Linked DNA regions of Homo sapiens: regions 2 and 3 are each linked to region 1. A link is a contact called in ENCODE Hi-C or POLR2A ChIA-PET data. All regions are on one chromosome and are shown on one strand. Each heading gives the region's core, a stretch centred on a gene start or an enhancer-like site at or near the end of the contact. The rest is flanking DNA. Distances are from core to core; before and after follow the strand shown.

What was found. Hi-C counts contacts between places; a loop is a spot of excess contacts on that map. ChIA-PET counts read pairs that join two places held with the same protein, here RNA polymerase II (POLR2A). Pooled maps may share reads with other maps.
Region 2: a loop to region 1 is called in a map of endothelial cell of umbilical vein, with 4 times the contacts of the local background. The contact joins the promoter of HCG15 here to the enhancer-like site in region 1. A Hi-C loop is called at or near these places in 2 of 168 maps with a recorded cell type or tissue (endothelial cell of umbilical vein and head of caudate nucleus), 2 of 37 single-sample maps with no recorded cell type and 12 of 50 pooled maps. POLR2A ChIA-PET finds 5 or more read pairs at or near these places in 1 of 52 experiments (naive thymus-derived CD4-positive, alpha-beta T cell).
Region 3: a map of naive thymus-derived CD4-positive, alpha-beta T cell shows a loop between it and region 1 (5-fold over the local background). The contact joins the promoter of LINC01556 here to the enhancer-like site in region 1. A Hi-C loop is called at or near these places in 3 of 168 maps with a recorded cell type or tissue (HepG2, endothelial cell of umbilical vein and naive thymus-derived CD4-positive, alpha-beta T cell), 8 of 37 single-sample maps with no recorded cell type and 16 of 50 pooled maps.

Annotation. Positions count from the first base shown.
Region 1 is chr6:26,548,723-26,552,418 of GRCh38, reverse strand. No RefSeq gene overlaps it. Among named protein-coding and RNA genes, the nearest start is that of TRA-CGC1-1, 2.9 kb to the left of the region's middle. RefSeq lists enhancers at 1,501-1,550, 1,535-2,069, 2,329-3,283. Within about 2 kb of position 1,803, at least 11 of the 41 ENCODE cell types and tissues checked have a DNase peak (open chromatin) inside an H3K27ac peak, as active enhancers do.
Region 2 is chr6:28,983,000-28,986,695 of GRCh38, reverse strand. It overlaps HCG15 (HLA complex group 15), which reads right to left and starts at 1,947. Exons shown (of 3, transcript NR_135289.2): 1 at 1,712-1,947; 2 at 1-19.
Region 3 is chr6:28,941,669-28,945,364 of GRCh38, reverse strand. It overlaps LINC01556 (long intergenic non-protein coding RNA 1556), which reads right to left and starts at 1,581. Exons shown (of 1, transcript NR_103538.1): 1 at 827-1,581. It overlaps TRL-AAG2-2 (tRNA-Leu (anticodon AAG) 2-2), which reads left to right and starts at 1,662; the gene lies at 1,662-1,743. It overlaps TRM-CAT3-1 (tRNA-Met (anticodon CAT) 3-1), which reads right to left and starts at 790; the gene lies at 718-790. It overlaps TRQ-CTG1-3 (tRNA-Gln (anticodon CTG) 1-3), which reads left to right and starts at 3,693; the gene lies at 3,693-3,696. RefSeq lists an enhancer at 3,397-3,696.

The sequences.
Region 1 (3,696 bases), core at 554-3,053:
TTCTTTCCTTATCAGCAGGAGATATGTTCCAAGACACACAGTGAATGCCTGAAACCTCGGATAGTACCATAGTATACTATGTTTTTTCGATCTGATAACCAGGATGAATACTAAGTGACTAAGATGTGGGGAGCGCATACCGCGTGGATAGTCTGGACAAAGGGATGATCCTCGGGCGGGTGGGAGATTTCATGACGCTACTGAGAAAGGGGAGTTATTTGAAACTTATGAATTTTTTATTTCTGGAATTTTCATTTAATATTTTTGGACCACGGTTGAAGGGGGTAACTGAGACAGCGGAAGGGAAACTATGGACAAGGCGGGAGAGGTTACTGCAGTTAGAGAGAGGAAGGTTAAGGTCAAGTCACGGGCTGATATCCCCGAATAAATGAAGGACTCTTGAGCTGACCATAGGTCTCATAACCTAGGAGCTGTTTAGAAAATAGATGGGCCTTTTGGAAAGGGAGCCACAGCGCACAAAGCTTTTCATCTGCAATAGGAGTAAAAGTTGCAATAACAATGGCTACAAGTTGTTAAAGGTTAAACTCTTTCTTGAAAAGCAACAAAAATGCACAGGCTCCCTCTTTTCTCTATTAGCGTGCTCCTTTCTGATCCCCTGCTTTCCTGATCCATGGGGTTGCCCAGGTAAACAGACGTGGTTCTTCACCCAGAACTTGGGCCTAGTGGCAGTAGCTTTCATTTTTTTGGTGGTGACCTACAATTTAGTTTAGTTTACATCGTAATTCAGTCATACATATGTAACAGAAACAAAAGTTGCATGAACTATTCCTTACTCTTAACACACACACTGCATTCTGATTATTTCTGATTCTAGTCTATTCTAACTGAAATTTAACATATCTTTCACTTACTAATACAGGTAACAAACCACAATTGAAAGAGAAGTAACTACGACTCTGTCATCAAGAAAAATCACATATTTTTGGCCGGGGGTGGTGGCTCATGCCTGTAATTCCAGCACTTTGGGAGGCCGAGGCGGGCGGATCACCAGGTCAGGAGATCAAGACCATCCTGGCTAATACGGTGAAACCCCGTCTCTACTAAAAATACAAAAACAAAATTGGTGGCGGGCACCTGTAGTCCCAGCTACTCGGGAGGCTGAGGCAGGAGAATGGCGTGAACCCGGGAGGCGGAGCTTGCAGTGAGCAGAGACCACGCCACTGCACTCCAGCCTAGGCGACAGAGGGAGACTCTGTCTAAAAAAAAAGAAAAGAAAAATCACATATTTTTGTATCACAATACAGTTGTTACAAATACCCAAGACAACTGTTTGAAAATTACAGCAGTCATAAGACGGGTCTTGATGTTTAATATTTAATGCATTAATGAGAAGCACACATTACTCTATGAAATTATTTTAATCGTTTGAAAACTGTTTTGTAGTACAATTGGCTTTCTTTAAAATCCTGTGTATTTTTTAAAAGCTTTTAAAAATACAATTTTGAAAAGGGCTCCATGGGCTTCATGCTGGGGCCAGAGGGCTCCCTGGGAGCTAAAAGATGAAGAAGCCGCGGAAATTCGCCATCTGGGAGGAGACCACCGTCGGGTGCCCGCCATCCCCTTCCGCCGGAACTCCACTAAAGAGGACTAGGTGTTAGCGCTGGCGCGGGAGGCCGGAGCAAGGTCTTTAAAGGTCTAAGGTGAAATTCCGGGTGGGAGCTCAGTCAAGCCTCCCCTACCCAACTGGGAATCAGTGCGCCAACCGGAGCACGCCCCCCAGGCGACACCGAGAGGCGCGGAACTCCCAAGCCTAGAGGGCGTCGGAAGTGCATCCCAGAGCGGAGCAGCCAGAGGGGCGGGGCGTCGCGGCGCTGGGGCCGCGCCCTCGGGTATCCAGAGTACGGCTCTTCCAGGCCATGTTGATGACCCAGGGTGGAAGCCATTGGAGAGTTTTGAGAGAAGAAGGAGGTATTTTTTTTTTTTTTTTTTGAGACGGAGTTCTCACTCTATCTCCCAGGCTGGAGTGCAGTGGCACGATCACGGCTCACCGCAACCGAGGGAGGTACATTTTAGCGGGATTTCTGTGAGAGGCATTCGAACCAGAGCGACTCCATTTTGAGTGAGGGCTAGGAAAACGAGGCCGGGACTTTTGCTGGGCTGCATTCCCAGAAAGTCAGGCATTCCTAGCCTCTAGATGTTTATGGTTAAGGGAACAAATTAATAATGTTTACTAAACAGACCCAGACTTGGGAGTGTCTAGATGTCCCCATATCTGGAGAACAAAGGCATTCCAAATTTTGCTTTAAAGATAATAATATCGATTCTTACAAAATATAATAAGAAAATTAATCCTTTATCACAGACCCTTGTAGCAGAGCACATCTCCCCATACTTACAGGTATGTATCTAGGGTGGACACTTTCCTCCGCGTTTCAGGAACACCCTACTCTGTCTATGGAGTAGCTGTACTTTCACTACTTAACTTTCTTAATAAACCTGCTTTTACTTTGCACTGCGGACTCGCCCTGAATTCTTTCTTGCGGGAGAGCCAAGAACCCTCCCTTGGGGTCTGGATCGGGACCCTTTTTCTGTAACACAACAACTATTGAGAAAAGAAGGTAGTGGTGCAAGAACAGATACAGAAAAATAAGTTTCCCTCCCTCTTCTTTCCAACTCTTCCATGCTCAGTGCCTCAGATGTGAGGGTCAGAAATTTGGTTATTAAAAACTCTAGGCCGGGCGTGGTGGCTCACGCCTGTAATCCCAGCACTTTGGGAGGCCGAGGCGGGTGGATCACGAGGTCAGGAGTTCGAGACCAGCCTGGCAAAAATGGTGAAACCCTGTCTCGACTAAAACAAATACAAAAGATTAGCCAGACATGGTGGCAGGCGCCTGTAATTCCAGCCACTCGGCAGGGTGAGACAAGAGAATCACTTGAACCCGGGAGGCGGAGGTTGCAGTGAGCTGAGATCGCGCTAATGCACTCCAGCCTGGGCGACAAGAGTGAAACTCCGTCTCAAAAAAACAAACAAGCAAACAAAAAAACCTCTAGATCACCCAGGCTGATATATGTCTAAATTTATGTTTGTCTAAATGTAAAGTTAAATGAGAACAATACTACTCAGCTCATAGGGTTTTCGAAATAAAATTTTTCATGTAAATCACTGGGCACACAGTTTGGCAACAACACTTAATAATTCTCTTTTATTATAGTCAGAAACCTGATATAATTTGGTTATTCATCTTAATTTTTTGATCCAACAATAATTTATTGAACATCTACTATGCACCTAAGATGACAGCAAGAGGGGTGAAAAAGAATAAAAGTAAACAACTACTATGCACATCTATATGCACTATCCATATTCTCTTAACATCTTCGTAAATGTTATTATTCTTACTGGAAGCCTTTTCCCCACTCCTTGCTTGACCAGCTCCTTTCTGTTTTCATTTTGCTGGTCATATGTCAACATACTCCAGGAAGTCCTCCCTAAGGCACCTTCATGCCCTGGCATCAGGGTTTGGGTCTCTTGCTGTGTTATAACAGAGAGCACACTACTGTATGGTGACCTATCTCTCTATCCCATTCAACTTTTTTTTTTTTTTTTTTTTTTTTTGAGATGGAGTTTCACTCTGTCGCCCAGGCTGGAGTGCAGTGGCGCCATCTCGGCTCTCTGCAACCTCCGCCTCCCCGGTTCAAGCGATTCTCCTGCCTCAGCCTCTTGAGTAGCTGGGA
Region 2 (3,696 bases), core at 698-3,197, 2.4 Mb before region 1:
TGCAATCCTGCACGGTAAACTAGGAGGGTGAAAACAAAACAGAAAAATGGGAGAAATTATTTGAAAGTGACGATATCAACCAGTGAACATCAGGAATCCATTAACCCGTTCAACAAGTATTGACTGAATGCCTACTCTGTGCCTGGGCACTGAGTATTCAGGACGAACGCTGACACCGGCGGTCCTCACCTTCACAGCTAGGAGGAAAGGCCAACTGATTAAGCAATTGCAAGTCATCATCGTGACTGAATTGGTGCTGGGTCACACAGCTCGGGATTGGAACTTAGTGTCGATCTGGAAAGGCCTGCTTGGAGAAATTCACGAATGCACTGAGGAATGGGGTGGGGGTAGGAGGTTGGAGCGAGACAAGACTGGCCAAAAGTCTGAAAAGAAAAAGACAATTTGGGTTTGAACCCGCAACAGAACAAGCCCCACAACCCTTCTCTCTCCGTAGAATCCCTACCTCCCGGAGGGAAGACTGAGAATCCTGAAGGGGTCAGGAATGAGAAGGACAAAGGAGAAAGAAAAGAGTAGGACGGCTTCTCCCACGGATCAATCGCGTAGGTGGTGGTGGTCCCTGACAGCTGCAGCTGCCTGATCACTGCTGGATCTGTGATTCTAAAATTCTGAGCAGTAACGAGCCCAAGCGTGCACCTGAGGAAAGAGTAAGGGCACACAAAGTCAGAACAAAGTATGTATGTATTTGAGCCAGGGCCTCGCTCTGCCACGATCAGAGCTCATTGCGGCCTCGAACTTCTGGGCTCAAGAGATCCTCCCGCCTCAACCTCCGAGCAGCTGGAACTACACGTACACGTGACCGCGCCTAGTTTTTCTTTCTTTTCTTTCTCTTTCTTTTCCTTTCTCTCTCTCTCTCTCTTCCCCCCGCCCACCCCCCCCCCTTTTTGGTAGAAACGGGGGTCTCGCTTTTTTGTCCTGGCTGATCTCGAAATCCGAGGCTTCAAGCGACCCTCCCGCCTCCGCCAGAGGAAGAATGTAAACGGGACAGGAATGTGTCTCTGCTCCCCCGCCCTGGCGAGGGACTTGCTAGTATCCTCTATCCAACTGCTGGCTGAATGTGTTCTCTCTAGGAATCGAGGAGGACTGCCTTTCTCGCTGGTTCTATTTCAGTCCCGATCCCACAGCTTCAGTCCAACCGGTTTGCTTTGTTTGATAGGCTGGGCATGAGAGTGAGATTTGGAGCTATCCTCACAGATTCCTGGAAGTTGAACAGATCTCTGATGAGTCCTCTCTTTAGAACTAAACTGATTCCCCCAGGACCTACCAACTTGAGGAATTTTCTGGGAAGCACTTAGGTACCTGTACGGACTTGTCAACAACTGCCATACGTAAGAGACTCTAATTCCAGCTTTACTGTGCATGACCAGAAAGCTTGAAATTGAAATCTTGATGCCATCCCATAGTTAACCGAGATTTTCCAGGTTTATATATAGTTCAGAATTCAAAGTTCTGAAAATCTAAGAGCTTTCACAACTCTGCGCTTTTGCTTCTCCTGAGACGCTTGTCCTGGAATGCTGGTTTCCATTTTGTTCCCTAATAAAAATCTTGTTCATTCTTCAAAGCCCACTTCAAATAGGGTCTTCCCCACCCCACCTCCAAATCTCCCTCTCTCTCTCACATACACACACCCCATTGTATTTTTCCACACTTCATTTTAGCAGGTAACTCTGTGCCCAATAGAAAATTTACTCACTTGGCGGGGCGCGGTAGCTCACGCCTGTAATCTCAGCACTTTGGGAGGCCGAGGCGGGCGGATCACCAGGTCAGGAGATCGAGACCATCCTGGCTAACACGGTGAAACCCCGTCTCTACTAAAAATACAAAAAATTAGCCGGGCGTGGTGGCGGGCGCCGGTAGGCCCAGCTACCTGGAGGCTGAAACAGGAGAATGGCGTGAACCCAGGATGCAGAGCTTGCAGTGAGCCGAGATGGCGCCACTCCACTCCAGCCTGGGCGACAGAGCGAGACTCTGTCTAAAAAAAAAAAAAAAAAAAAAAAAAAGGAAAACTTACTCACAGTATCTGTCTCCTTCATTCCCCAAGTACGGTGAGAAGAATGATGATGATGATAATATTAATAACACGGATTTGGATAATTGGCTGACTGCTTTTGTGTATTATGTTATTGACTCATCGCAACTTTATATAGTAAATACTGTAATACTTTTATTCCCATTTTACAGTTGAGAAAATTGGGATTTGGGGGGTGTTAAGAGGTGAGATTTCTGTCTTGGTCATTTTTCATTTTCCATAGTGACTAGTGTAGTACAAGCCTACTGGCTCTGAATATTTGCAGATTGATTCCTTGACCCTAGCTGTTGACTTTTTTTTTTTTTTTTTTTTTTTTTAGTAGTCTTTCACATTCTCTTTCCTCCTCTTGTCTTGATGCATATTTTGGTTTTGTTATATTTTTTCGACGTTCTCTCTGAGCTGACGAGTAAACGGTAGCAAGTCTGGTGAATAAACAGAACCTACCGTGCCAAAATTAGGGAATTTTTTTTCCTATGGACAATGAATAATAGCTCAGATGAGAAGGAAAGAAACTGGTAGCATTCGAAGAAGAGTTCTTTTTCTCTAATCCAATTAGCTTTATGTGGAAAATGAAAGAAAAGAAAAGAAAAGAAAAAAAGAGGCATTAATCAAGATAAGTTAAGCCAGACAGTTCCTTTCACAGGGGTCCCAACCAGACTGTTTTCTGAAAGCAGAGGCATAAAAACTAATGAAGCAAGAGATTCTTGCTGCACATAGAGGAGACAACGTGTGATATCACGAAAAGAGGGTGCTTTTCAAGAACTGATCACCAGCAGGCCTAGAGGGTTGAATTCCTATGAAACATTAGATTAAAAGGCTTCCGTATATACAGGAATTTTACAAACCATATTACTTTTATGTCTATGTCAAAATAAGATTTCTTAGTCAAATTGATCTTATGTATGTGTCAAAGTTTATTAATTCAAGGACAGAACTGACAAGATGACAAAAGAGTGTCCCATCTCAAGGAAGTTTTGGAAACTGTGAATATATGGAGCCAGGGAAGAGAAGAGAAAGTGCAATTAATTAGAAAAAGTCCTGCTTCATTTAACTGGATCATAACAACATCACATCCTGGCTGGAAGCGGTGGCTCACGCCTGTAATCCCAGCACTTCGGGAGGCTGAGGCGGGTGGGTCTCTTGAGATCAGGAGTTCGAGACCAGCCTGGCCAACATGGTGAAACCGCGTCTCTACTAAAAATACAAAAATTAACCTGGAGTGGTGGCACGTGCCTTTAATCCCAGCTACTCGGGAGGCCGAGACAGGAGAATTGTTTGAACCCGGGAAACGGAGGTTGCAGTGAGCTGAGATCGGGCCACTGCACTCCAGCCTGGGCGACAAAGAGAGACTCCATTTCAAAAAACAAACAAAAAATCACATATTCCATTTGTTGGTGAAATAAGATCAGGAGCACCACGATCTTTGTTTGGAAACTTGTAGAGAAGTCATACGTGCCCCAAACTCTTAGCAGATATAAGAAAGAAATAATAAGCAATAGCTGCTCTTTAGACAGACCAAGAAACAAAGATTCATGCCCCGATATTGTCAGACAGGAACCAGTTAGCACAGGGTCACCAAACCTTGTCAGGAGAGAAACAAAAAGTCTGCTTTTTCTCCAGTAGCTCTCGGTAAATTTACCAAATGTGCA
Region 3 (3,696 bases), core at 332-2,831, 2.4 Mb before region 1:
TTATTATTTGAGTCAGGGGCTCATCTTGACTGTAAATATCAGCCTATCTTCTTCACTTCTTGTTTCTCTTTTTACCCCTTCCTGCATCTGGTAGTTTGGATGATTTAGATCCAGTCAACAGGACTGGAAGCAAGAGAAAAGGTCCAATGCAATGAGACTGAGGGGGGAGTTTTTTGTCAGTTTTTTGTTTCCTTTCTTTTTTCATATGGAATGTTATTGGTGGCAACCTGGTGGTAAGCCATTCCAGAAGAATGGTAAAAGATAACCAAGTCAGTAATTGATAATTAGATTCTATACCTTCCACACCCCTAGTACAACCCTCCACCCACTTTTTCTTATCTCAGCACTCTAAAACTGGCAAGTTTCTTGACTCTGGTGTTGTTAAAACAAAGACAATTGCCAAGCATATCTGAAAAACATTTGAAAATGCTACCAGCTCTATCTCCAATTGGTATGCAGGGCGGGAGGGGAGATGAGAATTTTGGAGAATTTAATTCTTAGTGAAAATCACTGTTTTGTAACTGAACATGGTTCTATTAAACAGCAATTACCCGTTCTGTTCCATCAAAGCAATGTCCTTAGATTTTTTTTTCCCTTACCAGACATATTGTACACTTTTCTATAGAGAAAGCAGAGAAAGAACAACGTTTTGTCAACTTCCTTTGTTGTCTTACTCATTTTGGATCAAGAAGAAGTAAAATGGCAAAACAGACGCCTTGCCCCCTCTGAGGTTCGAACTCAGGACCTTCAGATTATGAGACTGACGCGCTGCCTACTGCGCTAAGGAGGCAACTGTCTCTCCCGCTTAACCAACGGCTCTACCAAGATGATTATGAGGCATTTTAATAAGGTTTTACGTTCTCTGAATTACAGTGTTTCAAAATAAGGCGTAACTATGATTCAATTCACTTCTAAAACACTTTGGATGACAAAACTACGTAGTACAAGGCAGGGGCCAATTCCTAAACCAACCTCGTTCTCCCACAGACCTTCCTAAGGAAACTTTAAGGGCTGCGAAGGCAATTGAGTCTGGACTTTGCGAAAGGCCTTCCTGTACGGGGCCCTGGATTTCTCATCTCATTTCTGGGCCAGGAACGAGGAGTCTTTCCCTCTATGATTAGGGCTTTCGTAGATGTACCGCCTCTGAAACGAAGACAAGACAAATAATAATGAGTTCACTCTTTTCCTCCCTTGTGAAGTTCCGTGGAGACACTCGGTCCCCTGAAGTGGATGAAGGGCGAGGGGAGGAGGTCTCAGGATTTTTCCTCGCTTTTCTTAGAAGCAACAGGCTCAAACCAAACGGTTGGCCTTGCTTACTCCTGAAGTCGAGAGGCTTACTCCCTGGAATCCAAGTGGATGTGGAGCCCATGGCGTCCTCTGGCGCTCTCGGTCTCTTCGACCCCTTTTTACTGTGTTGATGATAAATGGGGCAGGATTCCCCTCCTGCACCACCTGCAGCATCCTGTCCAGGATCCATCTGGGAGCTGAGAAGAAGCAAAGTGTCAGGGATCGGGGGTTCTCGGGCTATGCTGAGAAGCAAGGAATGCTGAAGAAGGGGCCTGAGGGAAGGGCTTATGGTGATGTGGGAATGGGAATGAAAGGACTGGAAAGGGGCGACAGTCACTTGGGTGAAACTGAAAGCGGCGACGCACCCTGTGGGTGGTAGCGTGGCCGAGCGGTCTAAGGCGCTGGATTAAGGCTCCAGTCTCTTCGGGGGCGTGGGTTCGAATCCCACCGCTGCCAGTGTGAGGTATTTTTTTTTTCCCCCTCGTCATTCTGACCCAGTAAAGTTCCATTTTCAAGCCTTGTGTGGGCAGTTCTCACAGCTTCCTAAGTGAGACAGGTTCCTCTTCTGTTTTCCTAGGGGCCACAGATAACACCCATATGTACAGTCCCACAAACGGTGCCCAAATGTTTCTCGATTTAGGGGCTCAGACATCTCGTCCCCTAGTTATTCCCTTCAGTGGCCTTCATGTGTTTTCATTCACTTTGCGAAATTTGTGAACCAACCAAGGGCAATCCTAAGGAAAAAGTACAACCTTCTTAACTCCAGACTCAAGAATAAATAAGCCACGCACGCTCATCTGCCCTATTTTCCATTGTCTTCTCCAAGGGATAAATGTGCTAAGGCTGAAAAAACAAACGAACCAACAAAAGAAACAGTCACCAGACACCTAGAGCCTTTCCCGCTTCACCTATCCTCAGAGAGCAGTTTAAGGTCCTTAGTTGAACACAGTTGAAGAGTTAGCTTTTGAGATTCTGTTATCTTCTTAAACAGTAAACATTTTTTTCTTTTTTTTTTTTAAGAAATAAGGTGGAGGCTCATAGAATAGAAAGAATAACACCTGTTTTAGGGAAGAAGGACTTGATCCGTTATTTACCTGGATCTGGGGTAGTTTAGACCATCTTTTAAGGCTAGGAGACTCGAGGAGATAGAATGGAGAGTTTTTGTGTGCAGGGAGGTGGGTAGATGCTTAGGAGCACTTTACAGTCGCCTAGGCAGAAGTCTTCTAATTTCACTGCTTCCTTCCTCACCTTCCAAAAGATGTATCCAATACATACTAATTGAGCAGATATTTTGTAACAGGCACCTTGCTTGAAAGGATGAATGCCAGCAAATGATTCCAGGGTTCCTTAGCAATTTAGTCTTGAGAGACTAGAGAGGCACATTAAGCATAGTTGACAAATAATTAATATTAAGATTGACTAAAGTAGTAATTTATATCTGAGTATTTCTTCCAGACACGCTACGTATATATGTGGTCTATTTGTTATATGTTGTTCTCACAATTACTAGATAAATAACCATGTTATCTTAATAAAGTTAAGATTTGAAAAAATGAATTACTACATCCAGCACTATAACATCCTAGTTTGGTCATCCATACTAAAGGACACCTATATGTTGGGTCATCTGGACGCTAAGATGTCCACCTGGGAGCTGGGACCTGGAAAGGCAAAAGAAGATAGGAGGAGGAGGAGAAATAATTATTCCCTTTTGAACTTGTAAAATTTAGCCTAGCAAGTGAAGGCAAAAAAGAAGTCTAAAGTCTCCCAAAAGTCTAAGCTGGGCTGTCCCACTGAGTATTCATTCATTCATTCATTCATTCATTCACTCATCCTTTCATTTATGCATTCATGCAACAAGCATTGGTTGAGCTTCTACAAAGTAGCAGACCGTGGGCTATCAAAGACTACTGAGACTCAGCCCTGCACTTAAGGCATTTTGGAGGAATGCGGGAGACAGATTTTAAAAATTTAAGCCCATGGTTACAACTGAGGGGCAGTGCCAAGATACTCGGAGGTTGTTCTAGAGGCATCTGTAGGTATCGTACAATGAATAAATAAGACTGTAGAAAGTAGATAGTATATTTTTTCTTTTCTCTCTTTTCTCCCTTTCAAACCGTGAGACTAAAATTCAATTCACCTTTTCGTGGGCTGGAAACGAAAGAAAATAAAAATCTCCAGGAATAACCATATTCCCAGATCAGTATACTGCCCTGCCCCGAAGGATGGAAAGAAATCTGGGAGAAAGGCGCGGTGGAAACAGTGTGTGAGCCCTACCCCTCCCATCCCTGCGTTTGGCCATCCAAAACAAAAAAACTGCCCCTGCAAAATTACTTTAAATCAATTAGTAAGTAGAAGACAAGAGAGACCCCAGGTGGATCGAGTATCCATTTTTTGTTAAGTAGGGTT